3 separate regions of the Homo sapiens genome follow, and all the other regions are linked to region 2. The links are chromatin contacts, found by Hi-C or POLR2A ChIA-PET in ENCODE. All regions are on one chromosome and are shown on one strand. Each heading gives the region's core, a stretch centred on a gene start or an enhancer-like site at or near the end of the contact. The rest is flanking DNA. Distances are from core to core; before and after follow the strand shown. Region 1 holds the start of PHACTR2-AS1 (PHACTR2 antisense RNA 1). Region 2 holds the start of PHACTR2 (phosphatase and actin regulator 2). Region 3 has its middle 27 kb from the start of PHACTR2-AS1.

What was found. A loop is a pair of places that touch in the nucleus more often than their neighbours do. ChIA-PET counts read pairs that join two places held with the same protein, here RNA polymerase II (POLR2A). Pooled maps may share reads with other maps.
Region 1: a loop to region 2 is called in a map of heart left ventricle, with 2.2 times the contacts of the local background. The contact joins the promoter of PHACTR2-AS1 here to the promoter of PHACTR2 in region 2. A Hi-C loop is called at or near these places in 20 of 168 maps with a recorded cell type or tissue (Caco-2, Calu3, GM23248 and 13 more), 1 of 37 single-sample maps with no recorded cell type and 22 of 50 pooled maps. POLR2A ChIA-PET finds 5 or more read pairs at or near these places in 6 of 52 experiments (AG04450, H1, MCF 10A and 3 more).
Region 3: a loop to region 2 is called in a map of heart right ventricle, with 2.6 times the contacts of the local background. The contact joins the enhancer-like site here to the promoter of PHACTR2 in region 2. A Hi-C loop is called at or near these places in 13 of 168 maps with a recorded cell type or tissue (GM23248, Right ventricle myocardium inferior, adrenal gland and 9 more) and 11 of 50 pooled maps. POLR2A ChIA-PET finds 5 or more read pairs at or near these places in 5 of 52 experiments (AG04450, H1, MCF 10A and 2 more).

The regions. Positions count from the first base shown.
Region 1 is chr6:143,567,922-143,571,983 of GRCh38, forward strand. PHACTR2-AS1 (PHACTR2 antisense RNA 1) reads right to left here and starts at 1,418. Exons shown (of 3, transcript NR_027113.2): 1 at 939-1,418. It also overlaps a transcript of PHACTR2 not described here.
Region 2 is chr6:143,675,137-143,679,426 of GRCh38, forward strand. It overlaps PHACTR2 (phosphatase and actin regulator 2), which reads left to right and starts at 2,829. Exons shown (of 13, transcript NM_001100164.2): 1 at 2,829-3,073. The coding sequence starts at 3,028. RefSeq lists an enhancer at 2,173-3,021 and a silencer at 2,771-3,070.
Region 3 is chr6:143,594,634-143,599,033 of GRCh38, forward strand. It overlaps a transcript of PHACTR2 not described here. Among named protein-coding and RNA genes, the nearest start is that of PHACTR2-AS1, 27 kb to the left of the region's middle. Within about 2 kb of position 2,309, at least 3 of the 41 ENCODE cell types and tissues checked have a DNase peak (open chromatin) inside an H3K27ac peak, as active enhancers do; they include heart right ventricle, where a contact is called at or near this core.

The DNA.
Region 1 (4,062 bases), core at 168-2,667, 110 kb before region 2:
TCTAGAAACGTTCCAGCGATTCCCACGACTCTGTCATGCCCTGGAGAGAATTTTGGTATAGTCGCTATGCATCTTTTCACATAATTATAATCACATACGCAATTTTACCCTTTCTAAATTCACCATGATATTATAAACACTTATTTTCTGTTGTTACATATTTTCCTTTACCTTGATTTTTTTAAAAAAATCCATAATATCCAGGCCTTCTTCCTTGGAAAACAAAACCACTGAGTAGTGACACTCAAGAGTTAAGGGAACAGAATCCCAGACCTGGTTTTGCCACCAACTAGAGATACCACCAAAGGATTGTCCCCTGAGTTCCCTGAGTTTTCTCCTCCATGAAATGGGTACCATAATTCTTACTTCACAGGACTGTTACAGAGATGAGATGAATTAAGGTTATAGGGCCCTTGTAAACTCTAAATTAATATTCAAAAATAAGGTGTTAATGTCTATCTTTAGAGGCAGTAAGCAAAGCTGTAGAAACTAGGTAGTTAGTTCTCTCTGCTGATCAAGGCTATGGTACTCAAACCTTGAATCTAGAGCCCAACACTTAAGGAGGGAGAACCTGTGTGTTCAGGCTGTGCTCCAGCTGCTGGCTCAGGGTAGGGGGTCTTCCTCCCACATATAAGCAAGAGGAATCACTAAAGCAGAGTTCAAATATTCAATCCAGAAAGCAATCAGTAATGGAAGAACTGTAACTCTGGTTTCTTTATAAATGGAGCTGAGAATCCCAGGTATTTCTGATAATTTAATGAAGGTTTATGAAATTTTCTTAGTCTTCCCATGCCTTTGTATTTTGATTTTTAGAATGAATGTACTTCAAGCTTAGCACGTCCCTTATACACTGTAGGAGTATGATAGATCTATGTTGACCTGAATGAAGGTATGAGCAGAGGGGAATTATCCACGCAAGTATGGTATTATTTACTTTCCTCTTATTATTGAGCTGGTGATTCCAGTATTTCCACGGAATAGTAGATCAACAGGCACATTTCGGATTTGACTAATCAGAGCTGCAGATGTGGTCTGACAGTTCCTCTCATCCACTCAGTTCTGCTCTCTTGGTTGCTTTCTCGATTCCTATTCCCAGATATATTTCTCCCTGGAGACTGTTTTCTTCTGGACTAGTCTCTTAATCTTCCCAACCCATATTTGGAGAGATGTTTCGTGCTCACCCGTGACCATGAGAAAGTGTTGCACTTTCTGGCCTCCCTTGCAGTTAGGCAGGGCTATGTGATTGGTTCCAGCCAGTGTGGGCTGTGAGGGAAAGAGGTGTGTTACTTGTGGGCTGAGACAGTGAGAAGCTCGTGCATAATTCTCCAGGCTTTCTTTCTTCACCTCATCAACTGAGGAGACCACAAGTTCAGGAATCATAGCCACAGGATGGTGGAGCCGCCATTGGCCTCAACTCTGAGTCACCATGGCAACAGTCTCCTTGGAGAATCATGTGGCCCACAATGGACTTTATGTAATTGAGAAATCCATTTTTGTGATGTCAAGCCAATGATATCTGGGGATTATTTGTGACAGTGGCACAATTGTGTTTATTCTGACTACACATTCCATCTCTAAAATGGCCTCAGTCTGTTCTCTGATTTTAAACCTTTCTTGTATGTGGGGAGTACATCCTGAAAATTTTGATGTATTTATATTATTTAGATTATATTGCCATATTTTCCAAACTGTGGCCTACATACCACTGGTGGTATGTAGGATATTTTTATGTGGAATATAGATAGACATACCTGTTTTTTAAATATTTACATGTATAATTCTTTTCCACTTATGGCAAGTGATGTGTCTTTCCCATTCTTAGTGGTTGCATAAATGCTTCTTTTACAATAACATTGGAGAAAATGAAGTGACTTAAGGAGAAATATCCAGCAGATAAAAGTATAATTGATGTGCAGATATGGCAAAAGTCTGAGAAATGCTATTCAAATGACTGAAGATTTGGGAAGTGCTGCGTGTGATAAGTTATATGGTGGAATGTCTTAAAGAAATCTCCACCAGACCAGGAGATTTTCATTTTTGACAACCAGTTCACAGAATTCGATTCAGTAGATGTTTTTGAATGAGTAAACATTACTATAAAAAATGTTTAAATCTAGGAACCTAAATAATAAAAGTCCCAGTCCAATCCTTTGAGGTCAATTTCATTGTTTTTCTCCTTATTCTCTGCTCTTAAGAGATTCTGTTTCCCTTAAGTGTGTTAGGCTCAAATCAGATTTAACCAAAGATCAGCATTCGTGGCATCATAACATTTAAGAATTTAAAATGTGTGCATGACATTTTTAGAAATAATGATTTGCTTTGCTGATATTAAAAAACGAGGTTGCTGTTGGTCTGAGTCACAGGTGAAGCCCCATTTGTTTTTCCATTCAGCCACCCGCTGGCCCTAATCACAAATGTCTTTGTACTCACAGTCATCTTATGCAGGGTTTGTACTTCGGCTTCTCTCACTGTGCTGGAGATTAAAATGTGAGATGAGGAGTAACACACTTGCCAGTGACATGGAAGTAAATATTATTGTTTTTGGGGGGTGACATCGACTGCATTTCAAATACAGCCATGAAAATGTTCTATCAATAGCTTTCTATCGATTGGCAGTTTTGTGCCTTTTCAGTTCAGCTCCCAGAGCTGGTCCTGATGAGGTGACTGGCAACTCACCCCAGGTGTGGCAGGCCCCTCCCCACTCTCCTGGGGCTCTCCCTCTCCCCGCTTGCTCTCCTTCCCTAATCCCCACACCTTTTTATGAAGATCAGTCCTTTGCACAGCAGCCATGGCCAGCGTGAGGTGCATGTGCAAGTGGAGAAGTAGCAGGTTCATCGACTCGTTCTGGTAGGGGGCCTCTATCTTATTGAGCACACTTTTGACGGTGGAGATGCCGCTTTATTGCAAATCCCTCCCCGGACTCCTCCTCTTCTTCCAAAATTCAGGCTGAAGACAATTGCCCTGATTCCCTAACCTAAGGGATGGCTCTGCAAGTGGTGATCGATGTTTATCAAATGCCCCTGAGACTCGAAGACGCAAATTATATTCCTATTTTTCATGAAATTTAAAAAACTTTCTAATTTAAGATCATTTAACTTTTAGCTGCTGCAAAACTGGTACATGGAGTTCTCGTATACTCTTCACCTGGACTCCCCAAATGGTAATATCTTACAAAACTGTAGTACAACGATGGAAATCAAGAAGGGAATGTAGGTAAAGAGCAGTACAGTACAGTACTTCTAACTAATCTGCAGCTGTCATTCAAATTTAGCCAATTATCCCACTAACAATTATCATTGTTAGTAACAATTATCATTGCGGTGTTTGTCAGATGGTGACTTTCTAGTTATCATCCTTCTGCATTTATCAATTGGAATTCTACTACAATGAAGAGCTACCTCTTCTGAGCTATTTATTCATTCAGTTATTTATTTGTATTAGTGTGGTCTCATGGATATTTCCTTTATCCTATAATCCATTACTATCTACTTTATTTCTTTTTTTAGAGACCCTCCAGCTCTGTCACCCAGGCTGGTGCAGTGGTGCAATCATAGCTCACTGTGGCCTCAAAGTCTTGACTGAGCTCAAACAATCCTCCCACCTCAGCCTCCTGAGCAGCTGGGACTACAGGTGTGCACTGCCACACCTGGTTAATTTTTTTTAAAATTTTTTTATAGAGATGAGGTCTTGCTATGTTTCCCAGGCCGGTCAATCATCACTCATTTTGTTGCCCACATTGTTGTACAATTGGCTATCGAGAGTTTGGTACAAGTTTACTCCTGTGTCCATTTGCCATGCTCCCATCATTAAAAAAATCATTTCCTTACTTTCTGGGACCACAAGACGTTCCAGACTCATCTTGTGTTTTCTCTGTCCCTGCTTTAGAATCAGTCTTTTCTCCTATGAGCCCTGCTTTCAGTATTATTTTAATGTTAGATTTATAACGTTCTGTTCATGTTCTTGGAAAATTAATATTTACCATATGGGAGATCTCTATGTAGGAGATATTAGATATTCTTCTACCATCTACAGAACTGATTTCTTATGAAACACTGGTCCCAA
Region 2 (4,290 bases), core at 1,579-4,078:
TGGCTTTCAGAAGGGGAAATTCTATCTCACTAATTCACTTTCTTTAGTTTCTTTCTGGAAATAAATGAATAAATCACAGTAGTTCTTTCAGAGCTTGAAAAATATTTAGAGTGTTCCATGGAAAAAATCAGTAGATGCCATTAGTCTATATTTTTAGGAAGGCTAAATAGAAGCTATTCCTCAAACTCAGCCATGGTATGATATGATGCGGCATTATTATAACAGAGAAAAGTAGCGGTGTGCTGAAGGCAGTTCACACAGGCTGGTGGGCCAAATTGTTACATTTCAAGGAATTTTGCAAGCTGTTTGATATCAGTTTTGCTAGCTGGTTGAAGGCCTGTAGAATAGGTTATTGTAGGAGTATTTACATCACAGTAAACAAAGCAGTCTGAGGCCCCCTCCTGCCTCCTCACCCCCAGCCCAAACCAGTTAAGCATTTACCAAGATATCACTGGATAAGAGATTGGTTTAGAAATAGAGAACAAAGGGTGGGACCAATGGGATAAATGCTGAAGAATTATAAATAGATAGCTTCCTCAGAGTTAGGTATTGGGTCTAATCCTGTTTAGCATTTTAATAAATTCCCTAGAGAGAGGTAGTATACAGAGAAATGTCCATGCCTTTCAGATGACATTAAATGTTTCCAGAGTTAAACTATAAACCCATGGGATTAACACCCAGAACTCTTAGTAAAACTGTGTGAGTTCTAATAAGGCAAGAGTAAGGCAATTTGGGGGAAAATTATCTTAAAATTCTCTTGTTAGGTGATAATATCTAACCTTTGCGTTACAACCTAGAAATGAAATTTAGAGATTTCTGTAGACGTTTTCTATGTTCATTAGTATAACTTGTTAGCTGTGATAAAAAGGCCACTTAAATGCCAAGTTCCATCAGAAGCTCTAGAAACCAAGAACAAGAACTGTCCCACTCTTAGAAAGAAAACTTAGTGCACACTTCCTGCAGTTTTGGTTGACATGCTTCAAGGATAATGTAATGGAACTGGAAGAGTTTCAGAGAAAATTGCATAACCTGGTTAGGGTATTATAGGAATCCCAGATGAGGCTGAAGATTATATTAACTAGCAAATCATGAAAGGTCTTGAATAAGGTAAATATAGCTGTATTAAGCAATTCCTGAAAAACTGGAACTATAGTGCACCTCCTTGATCTTTGAAATAAGAATTTATAGAAGTAATAGAAATATGCTATTGTTTCTCAAGGAAAAGAAGAAATGATAGCAACCTTAAAGTTTAACTTTTATCAGTATTTAAAAATTATTACAGTTACATATTTTGAATGTGCAAAAGGTACTGTATATTTCCTCTGATCAGTGACCTCCCTTTATCAGAAAGACTGTCAAAAGGAAGAGTGAAACATTCTCCCTCTTAACTTACCTTTAACCACTTTTGTTTGTTTGTTTTTTTCTTACGGCAACTCAAAGCAAAGAGCTGGAGGAGCCAGCCATTATAATTGCTTACTCTCATCGCTTAGCGCCCCAGGTGGGATGTGTTTCCAAAACACATTTTTGTATTTATAAGGAAATGTAGTTAGGATTAATTTTATTGTCCTAATTAGAACTCACATTTTGGTTAAATCCTCAATTTCATTAAAAAAAAAAAAATCAGTGTTTCTTAAGAGTGAATTAGGCAAAGGGAAGAAGACAATGGATCACACTTTTTTAGGGAAAAGATCTTCCTCACAGTGGTGGGTGGGCTATTTGGGTGTGAAAAAACATAGGGCAACTTAATTAACCATGACAAAACAGACAAGTAAGTGCCTTTCAAAAAAATCAAACAAGGCTCTGCACGATCTTAATAATAAAAATTTTAGAAAAAAATGATTTTCATGTTAGTTCAGAGTTGATTGTCTAGGATAAATTAAAAAATGAAAGCTGTGGTAAATGACCTAAATATATTGCACTTTCTGATATTTTTTACATTTTAATGAAATATATGCCTTCAGCAAAGTGCACACATCATTACAGACATCTCAATGAATTTTCATAAAATGAACACATCCAGTAACCACCATCCAATCTAATGCACCATATACAGATGTTCCATATACTGTATATATATATACACACATTATATATATATAGCATGAAGATTACTTATACTAATTAATCATTAACTGTAAATATGAAGAATATTTATTTGTATTCATATTTTTAAGAAGATTGAGATTTAACAGGATATTATAGAAGGGTTTAATTCACCTTTCAAGTTTGTTATAGTTTTTTTCCCCTTTTGTGTATTTTAATCACTTTATTTCACAGTAATTCTTTTGAAATAAAGGAGAGGTCAGCACTCCAGAGTTTTAGGTGGGAGACAGCAAAAAGTATATTTTGTTGATCTCACACGTAGACCTACCATTTAGATTTGTTGTCAAGCCTGATTGAGGCCATTAGTGCCGTTTTTAAAAAATTATATTTGTTAAAAGGAAGATAATTTTTAAAACGAGAAAAAAATGGGCACAAGACATGAGAGTGCCACAATACTGCAAATAGAATGTAAGGAAGGAAATAACTTTTAAGAAACAAATTTTGTTAAATTAAGTACCGTGACTAAATACTTTAATTCCTTTTCTTGTAGCCCGTAAGGATCATTTGACTTTGAACCTTTTAAGTCAAAGAGGAGTAGTCTGAAAGCCTGAACTCCCTACCACCCTGAGGGGGTGCGGGTGCGGCGGGGCCGGCTGGGGGCTTCCCCCACCCCCTGCTCCTGCGCCCTCCCCCCGCTTCCCCCTCCTCCCCTCCCTATCGCCCTCACCCCCCTTCTTCCCCCGTGACCCCTGACCCCAGCTAATCTGCATAGAGGAATGACAGGCATCCGCTGGGCAGGATCCGCCGCGCCGGCTGCGGCCGGCCGGGCTGGGAGACCCGCGCGGGGTAGAAGGTGAGGGGACCCGGCGGGCCGCTCGGCACAGGCCGGGACATGAACGCCTGGAAGTCTGGCTGGGAGCGGACCCATGATCGAAGGACCAAAGGAGCCGCTTGATCGCTGGACCTGGCCCTGCGACCCCAGTCATGGGCCAGACCTCGGTGTCCACGCTGTCCCCGCAGCCCGGCAGCGGTGAGTCCGGGGCGCACGCGATGCGCTCCCGCCGCGCGGGCGCAGGGCTGGCGGCGGGGCCCCGGGGCAGGCAGGGTTAGTCGTCTGGTCGGGTTCCGCTCGGACCCGCCAAGTCCCTCGGAGAAACCCCAGAGGTAGCGCTCGCCAAACTCTTTGTCGTGAAAGAGGAATGCCTTTTGGGATCCAGCCGATTTTACCTTAAAGGCACAGGCTCCATTTTTCTGTGCGCGATGCCTCGCTGTGGTTTTTTATCCAAATTATTTCGGAGCCAGAAACTTACGGGAAACGCCATTTGCGTATTACAGTGTTTTTAAAAACGCGAAACTTAGAGAGCAAGAGAAACATGCCAACAGGTTTTTCTGTATTTACGCTTGGCTTCCGAACAGACTAGGACTGAATGCTTTCAAGCTTGTCAACTGATTTATGGTTTGTTATTCGGAGTAGAAGCGCTGATCGCCTTATCCTGGCAGACGCTGAATACTTAATAACTAGCCCCGAAATGCGTAATTGTTTCAAATGAGACTTGTTTTGTTTATAGTAGATACAGCAGCTATAACATTTAGGGAAACATATCTCATGAACTTAGTTCTCCAGGACTAAAGTTAGTTTTATGGAGACGTGTGTAACGTGTCTGAGTTCTAATGCTCTGTTTTAAAAGTTTCTTTTTTCCATTTTCTTAAACAAAAAGAGGGAAGGAAGGTACGTCTGGCATTTCCCCGACAGTGTAGGGATAAAAAAAAAAAAAACTGTTTGGTGGTGTTACTTGTGATTGGATAAGGAAATAAATTTAAAAGGTACTATTTTGATATTTTTCCATCAACGATTAAAAATAAATAATACTCGAAGGGACCGTTTATGTTACTCATTGAGATATTTGATACACTTTTTAAATTGTGCAAACATCAACAGGATCTTGCTGAAAGGAAATGACAGGGTACAGAGGAAGGTTTTTTAATCTGCCTCAGGATGTCTAGCTAGATAGCATTCTGTCATTCCAACCCCCCACCCCACTTTATACCCAGTGGGTTTCTTTAGGTAGCACAGCTTCACTCCCTGAGATACCACAAGCTTTGCTGAGGTTTCTGTTAATACCACAGAAGACCCTTCTGCAAAGAAGAGACATCAGAATCAGAATATACCTTCTTTACCATTAATGACATGGCTACAGCTCTGAAATCAAAGACCTCATGTTGACAGCTTTTTGAGAGATATTTGCG
Region 3 (4,400 bases), core at 1,059-3,558, 81 kb before region 2:
GAAGTGAAGTAAGGAATGCCCCTGATTTGATTATGGTCCAGGGAGCAAGCCCAGGCTTCTGCCTCAGTGCTGGCCTTGGCCTATACCTAGCCAGCCGCACATGGGCTTCCTCTAGAGTTTGCCGTCCATGGATCTGGAACCAACAGCCTGAGCTACAGAGACTGGGCTGGAGCTGCTACCAAGTGCTTGGCCCTGTTTTGCTCTCATTAACCAGGTCAGAATTGCTGGCTGCCGTTGCTGTCAGGTGGGGTGAGTCAGGTCTGTGGGGATGTTTGACATCATAGGCGCCCTCTTATTCTAATCAGCTTGTTTTAGCAGAGCTCCTTTGTATAAACACATCAGCTGAAGGAAGCTCTGAAATGAAGACTGTTACATAATGATTTTATGAATAACATACAGCTTCCTAAAATCAGTCTTTTTCTGTTAGATCTTCAAACCAGGTTTTAGAAGCAAGACAATTTTAGATTCTCATAGTAAGAACAAATTTAGACACCTTCATAAGGTGTGACGCATTTGATGCAAAATATAGATGGACGAGGAATGATGTTGCTTATTAAAAAGTTCAATTAGAGGATGGGCACTAAAATATATATGAACTAAGTTAAGTATGTCAAATGACACACTAAAGGCTAATTAGGTAAAGGGAGAAGTGTACATGACAGGTTTCTGATTTTCTAGCTTTTTAACAGTAAAGGTAACTTTATTTCCAGCATTCGACCAAAATGCAGGGATTTGGGCCACATTTACTTGGCTCCGGGGGAGTTTTTCAATCCTGTTGAAGCACAGCAGGCAAGGCCTGGGTCATGAGAATTCTATGGTGCTGACTGCATTTGGAGCTTAATTATTTAAATGTTTCCAGACTCAAATGACTGATGAGCTAACATATTTTTAATTCAGACTTTCACAGAGCAAGCTATAAGGTGTGTCTTGAGAAACTGATGCTCACTTGAAGTTCCATGCCATGTATTTTATTTCAATAGCCACATTTTAGATGACAAATTTAAAATTGTATCCAAATTTCAAGGGAACAGAGTCCTACATTAGTTCCAGTACCCAGCCCTCTTTCGTGAAGAGGACTAGAGGTGGTTTTGTTGTTGTTTTTAAAGAGAGAAAAAAGTGCTGTTAGAATAAAAATAAAGAATGTTACCAGAATGTTCTACTTAATTTAGCTTTCCAAAGATAAACACACTGGTGAATCATTACATGCTGATGGTGCTATTTAAACATTAATCCTTTAACCTTTTCCTTCTCCCTTCCTGTCTACTGAGTTGGGTGGGTTATAGGTAGCGTCACTTAGGGAAAAGTTTGTTCCTTTTTAGTTTTTCTATGGTTCAAACTATTTCTCGTATAAGCACTATCTACTGGAGACTCTTAAAATAGTACTTTAAAGAATAAAAGAACACTTGAGAATGATTCAGTTGGCGGAGATTCTATAAATTTAGATAATTTACTAATCATTATGCTTATTAAGTAATTTAACTATCTCAAATGAATTACAGATATTTTATAGCACTATCCACATGTTAATTGAATCTTGATCCTCAGGCCTGCAAAACTGGCCATGAAAAATACTTTTGTTGTCCCCAGCAAGCCAGATCTGTGAGTCCCTTTATTCCTCTAGGTCTTCATTTGGTGTCTTTTTAGCGTATGTTCTGTTTTCCAAGTTGGGAGCGGCTAACTAAGCGGGTCGTCCTTTCTCAGAAGGTTTATTTCTTGGTGGTGATCTTGTTATTGAGGCTCACATTTACCTGAACTGCATTAAGAGAGAGACACTCTTACTTATATTTGTATCCCCAGATTGTTAGCAGAATATCAGTAATAAATGCTTAACAGCCAGTGTTTTTGAGTGGATAATATAATAGGTTTTCGACAAGTGAATGTTTTTGAAAACACCAAAACTCTGTGTAAGAATCACAGCCATCAGGCCGGGCACTGTGGCTCATGCCTGTAATCCCAGCATTATGGGATGCCAAGGTGGGAGGATCACATGAGCCTAGTAGTTTGAGATCAGCCTGGGCAACATAGTGAGACCCCATTTTACTAAAAATAAAAAAGTTAGCTGGCTGTGGTGGTATGTGACAGTAGTCCCAGCTACTTGGGAGGCTAAGGCAGGAGGATCGCTTAAGCCCAGGAGTTTGAGGTTGCAGTGAACTGTGATCGTGCCACAGCATTCCAGCTTGAGTGACAGAGTGAGACCTCATCTCAAAAAAAATAAAAATAAAAATAAAAAGAATCATGGCGTCCAACTCTGGGGCTGTTGCTAGGGCTCTGCAGCCCTTGCTGAAAGTCCTGTGAACTTACTTGCTGGCCAGCAGCCCCATCTGCCTTCTGCCTGTGTCTTGCAACAGCCCTATTGCTGCCAGCACAGCCCTCCTGCCTCCTTCCCTCCTGCGTTTCTGCTCCCAGTATGCACATCAAGGTCACATTCTTCTGCTCTATACTCTGGATCTTTCTACACTTGGCATGTATTTTCCCCTCTGTGTTCTCACGCTCCACACTGTGGAAGAACACATTCTCTTGGGAAAACCCATTGTAGGGAGGGACAGGAATGACTTCCAGGAAGATAGTTGCTCAACCTAGCCTCCAAGAAATGAAAGACATACCATTCGTGAGCTGCTTGCTGTCCCTCCCTTGAAGGAATATTGAGGTGGTCTAGGGTATCTCAGTGGTTTTGCTTTTTTGCCTTGAGCAGTTGTACGGAAACATAATACTGGCTTCCAGGTGAGTAGTAAAGACCTCATGCATTTTCATTAAATGTGATTTCTTTTATTCAAGGTGAATATCATCCTCTACCCACAGACCATCCTAAAAATAAAGTGAAATCCCTACTCTCTACAACCCACATGCCAAATGTGAGCAAACATGTTTGGAATAAGGTGTATTACATATGTCATCTTTGCAGAGTTCAGTTGTAATTTGTCCTGGACTCTTGGATTCCTCTTCTGCTGTCTGTTTTTCCTGATGGGAGCCAGTGATAAAAGGATTAAGGAGATCTGATTCCCCCTTCAAACAATACATGGTTCCATTTGTGTTCTAGCATAGAGGTTTTTAAAGTCTTTATTCAGCATTGACCTAAACACTTCTTCCTTTAAGCCACTGAACATGCTGGACCCAGGCTTTGGAATGCCATATAGAGCTAGATTATTGGAAATCCTCCAGGTCCATTATATTGACATTCTTTTTTATAATTTCGCTACCATTTTATCCTGAGAAATTCTCTTTCATTACCTGCTCAAAGCCCATTGCTGGTGCCCTTCCTGATGCTCCTCCTACCACCTGCCATATTTTCTACCTGTTACTCAGCACGCAAGACTTCAGGTGCACCTACGGAAGTAGCGGTGGGGGCTTTGGCTGTTTCTGAGCCTGTTCCTGGGGAGAGGCAACTTTAGTTAAGGTGACTTGATGCATGTAGTTTGTTAAGACAGTGATGATATAGTAGGTCGAAGAATGCCCCCCGCGCCCCCAAAAAAGAACCATATCTTAACCCCTTAAACCTGTGAATATGTTACTTTACATGGCAAAAGGGACTTTGCAGATGTGAAGACGTTAAGGATGTTGACTTAATGATCCTGGGCGAAATGATCCTACATTATTTGGCTGGGCTCAGTGTAATCACAGGATTCCTTATAAGAGGGACAAGAAGGTTAAAAGAGGAGAAGGCAATGTGACAATGAAGACAAATTTTGGAGCAATGAGGCTGTAACCAAAGAATGCAACTGAGCCTAGGAGGTGGAAGAGACCAAGCCAGAGCCTCCAGAGGAATGCAGCCCTTCAGAACACCTTGATTTGAGCCCTACAAGATAAGACTAATTTTGGATTTCTGACCCAGAACCATCAGAGTAAATTTTGGCTGTTTTAAGCCACTAAATTGGTGGTAATTTGTTACAGTAGCAACAGGAAACTAATACTGATGAAAAGATAATAGGAAAGGAAAGTAAAAGCAGAAGTGTGGGCCAGGGAGGGATCGCAGTCATCTGATGGCAAAGCACTTCTCTAAGAACAACCACATGGCTTCCCCTTCCTGGCCTATGTCCCTGTGGATATGTTAGAACCTGGTTAACCTTGACTGTTATCCAGTGCCTTTCCTGGCTTTGTCCTTCGTATCAGATGCAGATGTTTTATCTCCTTTTTTTATGGCTCCCAGGAACTTTCTATGACCCCCTTAGAGGAATCACTAGACCTCATGTCTCAAAGACTAGCTAAGTGTTTGCTGTGGTCCTAACAAGTCCACCTAGAGCCATTTAAATGGCTGGCATTGATGCTTTCTGTTATCTGTTCCAGGTTTAGTGGCGTGAATAGTAAACATAGTAGATTAGTCCTTTGTAATTAAATTTAGATAGCATCTCACCCCTGACTCTTTTAGAACAATGATGGCAGTGGGAGGAGTCAGAGAGGTCAGT